2 separate regions of the Homo sapiens genome follow, and region 2 is linked to region 1. The links are chromatin contacts, found by Hi-C or POLR2A ChIA-PET in ENCODE. All regions are on one chromosome and are shown on one strand. Each heading gives the region's core, a stretch centred on a gene start or an enhancer-like site at or near the end of the contact. The rest is flanking DNA. Distances are from core to core; before and after follow the strand shown.

Evidence for each region. Hi-C counts contacts between places; a loop is a spot of excess contacts on that map. ChIA-PET counts read pairs that join two places held with the same protein, here RNA polymerase II (POLR2A). Pooled maps may share reads with other maps.
Region 2: a map of naive thymus-derived CD4-positive, alpha-beta T cell shows a loop between it and region 1 (2.5-fold over the local background). The contact joins the enhancer-like site here to the promoter of SOCS4 in region 1. A Hi-C loop is called at or near these places in 1 of 168 maps with a recorded cell type or tissue (naive thymus-derived CD4-positive, alpha-beta T cell) and 6 of 50 pooled maps. POLR2A ChIA-PET finds 5 or more read pairs at or near these places in 3 of 52 experiments (activated CD4-positive, alpha-beta T cell, activated CD4-positive, alpha-beta memory T cell and activated naive CD4-positive, alpha-beta T cell).

What each region holds. Positions count from the first base shown.
Region 1 is chr14:55,025,651-55,028,779 of GRCh38, reverse strand. SOCS4 (suppressor of cytokine signaling 4) reads right to left here and starts at 1,544. Exons shown (of 3, transcript NM_199421.2): 1 at 1,309-1,544. WDHD1 (WD repeat and HMG-box DNA binding protein 1) reads left to right here and starts at 1,681. Exons shown (of 26, transcript NM_007086.4): 1 at 1,681-1,752; 2 at 1,977-2,069. The coding sequence starts at 1,993. RefSeq lists enhancers at 805-1,331, 1,332-1,859 and a silencer at 1,654-1,703.
Region 2 is chr14:55,348,191-55,351,256 of GRCh38, reverse strand. FBXO34 (F-box protein 34) reads right to left here. Exons shown (of 2, transcript NM_017943.4): 2 at 1-876. The coding sequence starts at 866. Among named protein-coding and RNA genes, the nearest start is that of ATG14, 62 kb to the left of the region's middle. RefSeq lists a silencer at 1,596-1,645. Within about 2 kb of position 1,441, at least 2 of the 41 ENCODE cell types and tissues checked have a DNase peak (open chromatin) inside an H3K27ac peak, as active enhancers do.

The sequences.
Region 1 (3,129 bases), core at 295-2,794:
CTCAAGCTTTTACCATACATGCAAAATCTGCAAAGAAAATTGTTCTTTAACCTATGAATCAAATGGCTTGATTGATAAGAGAAAATGACAGATGTGTGGACATCAATCATAGTCTCATGGGTATTACAGATATTATAGTGAAGGCATTTTGTAGCTATAACTTGTTCCAATTTGCAGATTCTTCTTATGCTGAGCTCTGAATAGTACTAACCAGAAATCTCACCACGCTTTATTCAACATAGAGACGAATATTATGAGAGTTCATCTTGAACTCTATGTACTCTAGCCAATGATATTGTTACTTGAACGAAAAAATTTATAAGCCAGTCTATCCAAAAAACAAATGATCTCCAAAAAAAAAAAATTAGGTCACTCAGAAAGCATCATCTCTGGTACCACTGCTCTTTCGGGAGATCAACAGTGGGTTATTTTTCCACAAATCCCAAGTTGTTTTTAAGCCAATCATTCTTCCTCTTCATTCATATACAAACCTCAGCGTCTAGCAAGGCTATCTGGAGCTCTAGTACTAAAAACAACGCCTCACACAATGCCACCCACGGTAAGAACACGACGGTTTGCCTGTGTGTTTGCAACTTTTCACAATGGAACTAGATTGAAAAAAACAATAGGGAAACCTCTTCAACAGAAAAACGTCTCAGGTAATAAAATAAATGTGATTGATACTGGAAGGTATCACAAAAACGCAGAAAAATTCTCAAAGATAAGTACAAATGAAAGAATATCATTCTGAAGGTTTTCATCACAGGCTGCTGTACCAATATGGAGAATGAAGATACAAGAAAAGCATAAACTTAAACTTAGTGGCCAAGACTTTAGCAGATATTGCATGGATCAAATGTAAGTGCTCAAGGCTACTAAGTTATAACTCTTCTTTTGGTTATAAATATTCACTTCAGTAAACTTTAGGTGGGATCTGAATAGAGAACACAAGTTACTTTCTTCATAACGGATATATAGAGTCGCAAAGAATAAGCATTAATTGAGCATTAATTAATTATACCTTCAGGTACCAAGAGAACCAACCGGAACAGAAATTAAGTCATTCCTTCTTTATCTCTACAGAAGCGACAAGGTGAGGGCACGAAGGATGCCAAGATTAGAGGCTCTAGAAGATCTCGCCTTCTTTTCCAGAGAAGATGCTCAAAGATCTGTCTGCTAACTGGGCCCCAAGAAAGAGACCGGATCCTTTTAGGGATCCGGATATTGTTTCCTGGGAGGAGAGCCTGGAGGGCAGGAACAAGACCCCGGCCTGCGAGGCCAGGCAGCGGCCACCCTTCCCCCACTCACCTCCCGGAGCGCAGCTTAACTGGGGTTGTGCGAGTAACTGCTGCCATCACCATCGCCATCAGTCTGGGCGCTTGCTTAAGTGGAGAGGGGAGGCCCAACCACTCCTGCACCTCGTGTAGGTCTTACAAAGCAGATGCTTTTCTGCCACCCCCAACCCCGCTTCGGCGTTCCGGTCCCAACCCAGCCGTCACGGTCATCGCCTCCGCCGGTTCCCTGGGCGCCGCCACCACTTCCGTGTTCAGCTCCCTCCCTTCCTCCCTGATTTGCCCGGGCAACCGGCTAATTTCCACGCGGAGGGCGCCGCAGCTGACGCCACCACCCGGCGACCTCTGTCGGGACCTGCGCTGGGCGTGGGCGGGTCGGCGCAGGCGCAGTGTGGTGAGCGAGCCGAAGCGCGGGAAGCAGCTCTTGTGGATCCTCAGTGGCGGAGGCTCGGTCACCCGGGTGAGTCCCCACTCCGGCTGCCCGCGTCCACCAAGGAGATGCGTGTTCCCTTTCCGGCTTATTGTCTGACAGACCCTCTGCCTTATCCCGCTGGTGTCACTCGGGTGGGGGAAACCGGGCTGCGGAGAACGGGCCCTAGAGGAGACTAAGCTCTCTTCCTATCCCTAGCCTCGCTGCTTTTCTCTTTTGAAATAATAAGACTGGCTTTTATAAAACATTTTCAGATAGGTAAAGGAAAACATGCCTGCCACACGGAAGCCAATGAGATATGGGCATACAGAGGGACACACGGAGGTCTGTTTTGATGATTCTGGGAGGTAAGGTTCTTTGAGAAACAACGTTTTAGGTGCAAATGTTAAAACATTTATCCTTAAACTTTATATGTGCAGTCAGCTAAAAATGACTCATGCGGATAGAGGAATAATGTTGAAATCTAAAATGGCACACATATTTCTTTAGATTATTGTTTGATTCGGGCCGTCATGGTAGTTGTAGTATATCGACAAAGTTATAATCGTACTTCCAGAGGAGTTGGAAAGATGCGAGCTTCTCTCCATATATTTTCCCCTTCCCTGCATCTTACATTATTAATTTTGTCAGATCACTAGTTACTGCCTACTTGTCAAATTCAGTGGCCTGTTCTGTTTGGAATGATATCCTTCCATGCCTTTAGTGATGCTATTTCCCTTTTTGCTTATTTTTTTTTAACTTTTTGACGGCTTAAAACAATTTTTTCCTCTGATTCCTAAACTATAATATTTTCCTACGGTTATTCTGGTCCCTTTTATCTTTCCAAGTCCCATTCTTACGCACTACTGCTCGATTGCACGGCTTCCACTGTCGCTTCTATGTTGATTGATTCATTGAAAAAATACTTGTGTGTCTCTTTTGCTGGGGACTACAGATAGAATAGAGCGAACCAGACACAGTCTTTTCCTCCTTTGAGCTTAAGGTCTTTTTGGATTGACAGGCATTGAACACAAATTAATCACAAAAATAAATGTGTATTTAGAAACAAGTAATATGTGCAGTGATAAACATGTATGAGGAGAAGCTCATCTAGTTAAAGGAGTCAGGGAAGGCTTCTTTGGACAAGTGTTTCTTGAGACGCCATCTGAAGACGGAGCAGGCATTAAGCAGTATAAAGAGATGAGTGGTGGTGGCGGTGGGGTGGTGATGTTGGCATAGTAAGCAGAGGCAATACTGTGTGTAAAGGCCCAATGGGGCCAGGGATCATGGTATGCTCAAAGAACTGAAGGAAAACTAGCCTTACTAAAATGTGGAGAGTGATGCAGAGTTTAGTGAGAGATGAATCTGTGAAGTTAGGCAATGGATGTCCTATCCAAGACCTTCTGGACTTTATTAAGGAATCTCGTT
Region 2 (3,066 bases), core at 192-2,691, 320 kb before region 1:
TCAGACTCCAACTTGGCTACCATGTCAAGGACACGGACTGGTTCGCTCTGTGGTTCACCAACCTCAAGATTTCCCCTTTCTGTGGGTTCTTCACAAGCTCCTGGGGCAGAATAGGACTCAGACACTGCAGGCACACCTCTGGATTGGCCAGAAAACCTCACAATTGCAGGTGAGTTTGTGCAGTTTTTTGAACAGCTAGCTAGCAGAGCACTGGCTCTTTGCTCCAAGAAGGCAACCATCTGTATAACTGACAGAGGCCTCCCAGCATAGACTCCATCCCCACTGTCACTCACATAGTGCACAGAACAGTGCTCAATGCCACATGCAAAAGGCTCAGGTTGGTAGCACCTGCTGTTAACCTCCCTCATCCTTTCCACCTGTACCTTGGCTTTTTTAAGATCCCCTGATTTTTTCCTTCTCTTAGTAGCTCTCCCATCAATATCCCAGGAACTTTTTATTTTCATAGATCCTATCCTGTTACTACACTGGTGGGATGCAAAGAATGCAATTTTTTCCTTGGTATTTCCAGGTTTCACAACAGCCCAGATATCAAGTGGTCCTTCTTCTTCGCCCTGGTGGATCGTTGCAGATGGTGCATTCTTTTTGGTTTTAACATTCAAGCTGCTCTCTACAGGACTCTTCCCACTCATACTGCACAGAACATTTGGAGAAAGGATCCCAAATGGCTTTCGAGATGATGCTTTACCGAGAGAGGCTGAAGGAAAGACACTTGATGTTATGTGGCTAGCTTTGCATGTTTCATCATTTACAGCCTTTTGGTGGTTCATAGGAGTTCTCTGCGTTTCCCTGCTGACTTCCGGGGGGTGCTCTTTCTTCTGGAGCTTCCAATATGGCTTTAGGTGCATAACAAAGCCCCTATAGGAAAGAAATACACATTTGATTCAGAAACCAATTTTGTTTTTAGAAAAAAATGTTTTTAAATTTAAGCTCAGATGGTTCTTAGCAACTAAGAAAAACATGTTCTACCAGTTCATTAAATCTTTACCAACTCTCTCATGATAGTTTTTACTGCACATATCAAGAATAACAAACAGCTACCAGTTTATATGGTGTGTAGTACTTTTTTTTTTTTTTTACAGAAAATAAATTGGTTTTGACTGAAGAACTTCAGAAACTGACTTCAGTTAACATTTGGTAAACTTTAACCTTTTAAATTAAAAAAAAATCTGAACTTCCTGAAAACAACTAAGTATTAGGCATAGTACAGAAGAAAGGAAAGTATAAAAAGAACTCCTCCAAGATCCCTACTAGATTTTTAAACACCCTTTCTAAATCATCACAATTCGCATTTTATTAGTTGCAAACAGCCCATCAAAATTATTGCTTCCTGGCCGGGCATGGTGACTGACGTCTGTAATCCCAGCACTTTGGGAGGACAAGGCAGGCGTATCACGTGGGGACAGGAGTTGAAGACCAGCCCGGCCAACATGGGAAAACCCTGTCTTTACTAAAAGTACAAAAATCAGCCGGGCGTAGTGGGGCGTGCCTGTAATCCCAGCTACTCGAGAGGCTGAGGCACAAGAATTGCTTTAACCTAGGGGCAGAGGCTGCAGCCAAGATCGCACACACCACTGCCCTCCAACCTGGGCAACAGAGCGAGACTTTGTCTCAAAAAAAAAAAAAAAAAAGAAAATTATTGCTTCCTAAACTATTCCCATACCACTGAATACTGAATATTTAGATGTTTACAATTTTTCATTTGCTTCCTGTGTACTTTGCCCATCTATTAGTCTTGATTTTCTAAATAATCTATGTGTAGAAACATTTAACTGTCGAATTTCCTGTAACCATCTTAAATATAGACCCTACAGTCCTTATTAATTCTAAAACCATTTTAAACTAGTTCAGAAAGATGGTGCCTTGTTTTGGTCCTTGGCCAGGGGTAGAGATGGGAGCTATTTCAGAAACGAGACAAAAAGATGATTACATGCAGAGACTAGTGTTCCAGTCCCTGCCATATCAGTGATTATCTAGACATGGTGATTTTACCTTGGGCAAGTCACTTCCTCTCTCGGTCTCAGCTGAAATGTTAACTGAGGGGCTGAAATACTAGATAACCTAATGAACTTGTCAATGTACAATTTACATAAAACAGCCCACTGCTACACAAAACACCCTGGATTGAGGAAAGAGTGTTTTCTAGGGATGGCTGGACTCCTGCAAAATAAACCTAGAAACTAAAGATCTGCAGTCCCAGTTTGGTGGGAGTGAGGCAATAGTACCTACAGGTCTAAGCACGTGAAGTTTCACCTACTCTTGCTCACTGGGACAGCAGCTGAACACATACATCTCAGACAGCTCAGTATATTCATCCTCCTTTGCTCCACATTTACTGGGTACCTGCCATATGGCAGCCTCTGTGGTAACTGATTTCAGGTTATCAGTTTTAATCACCAAGAATGAAAGTGATCGTCTGGAACAAGTTTACCTTTCACCTTCAACTTTTAAATCCTACATTCTAGTCTCAGATAAAAGAATTATGGATATTGATATCTTCTAGCCAGATAAAGAGAAATTTTGCATTTAAAGCATACAAAGTGTTTTTTAAAAGTTACCCCTGAAATAGGAGCCAGGCATGGTGGCTCACACCTATAATCCCAGTGCTTTGGGAGGCATAGGTGGGAGGACCCTTTGAGGCCAGGAGTTTGGGACCAAGTTTATTCCTAGTGATTAAAACTGGTATCTGAAAACAGTTACCATAGAGGCTGCCATATGGCAGGCACTCAGTAAATGTGGAGCAAACGAGGATGAATACACTGAGCTGTCCAAGATGTATGCTTCAACTAGGAAAGCCTGGGCAACGCGGCAAGACCTCATCTCTAAAAAAAATTTTTTTTTAATTAGCCAGGTGTGACGGCACGTGCCTGTAGTCTCAGCTAATGGGGTGGTTGAGGCAGAAGGATCTATTGAGCCCAAGAGTTTAAGGTTACAGTAAGCTATGATCACACTGCTATACTCTAGCCTGGGCAACACAGCAAGACCCTGTCTCCAAAAACAACAACAACAAAAAAACCCAACCAAACAAACCCAACCAACCAACCAAAC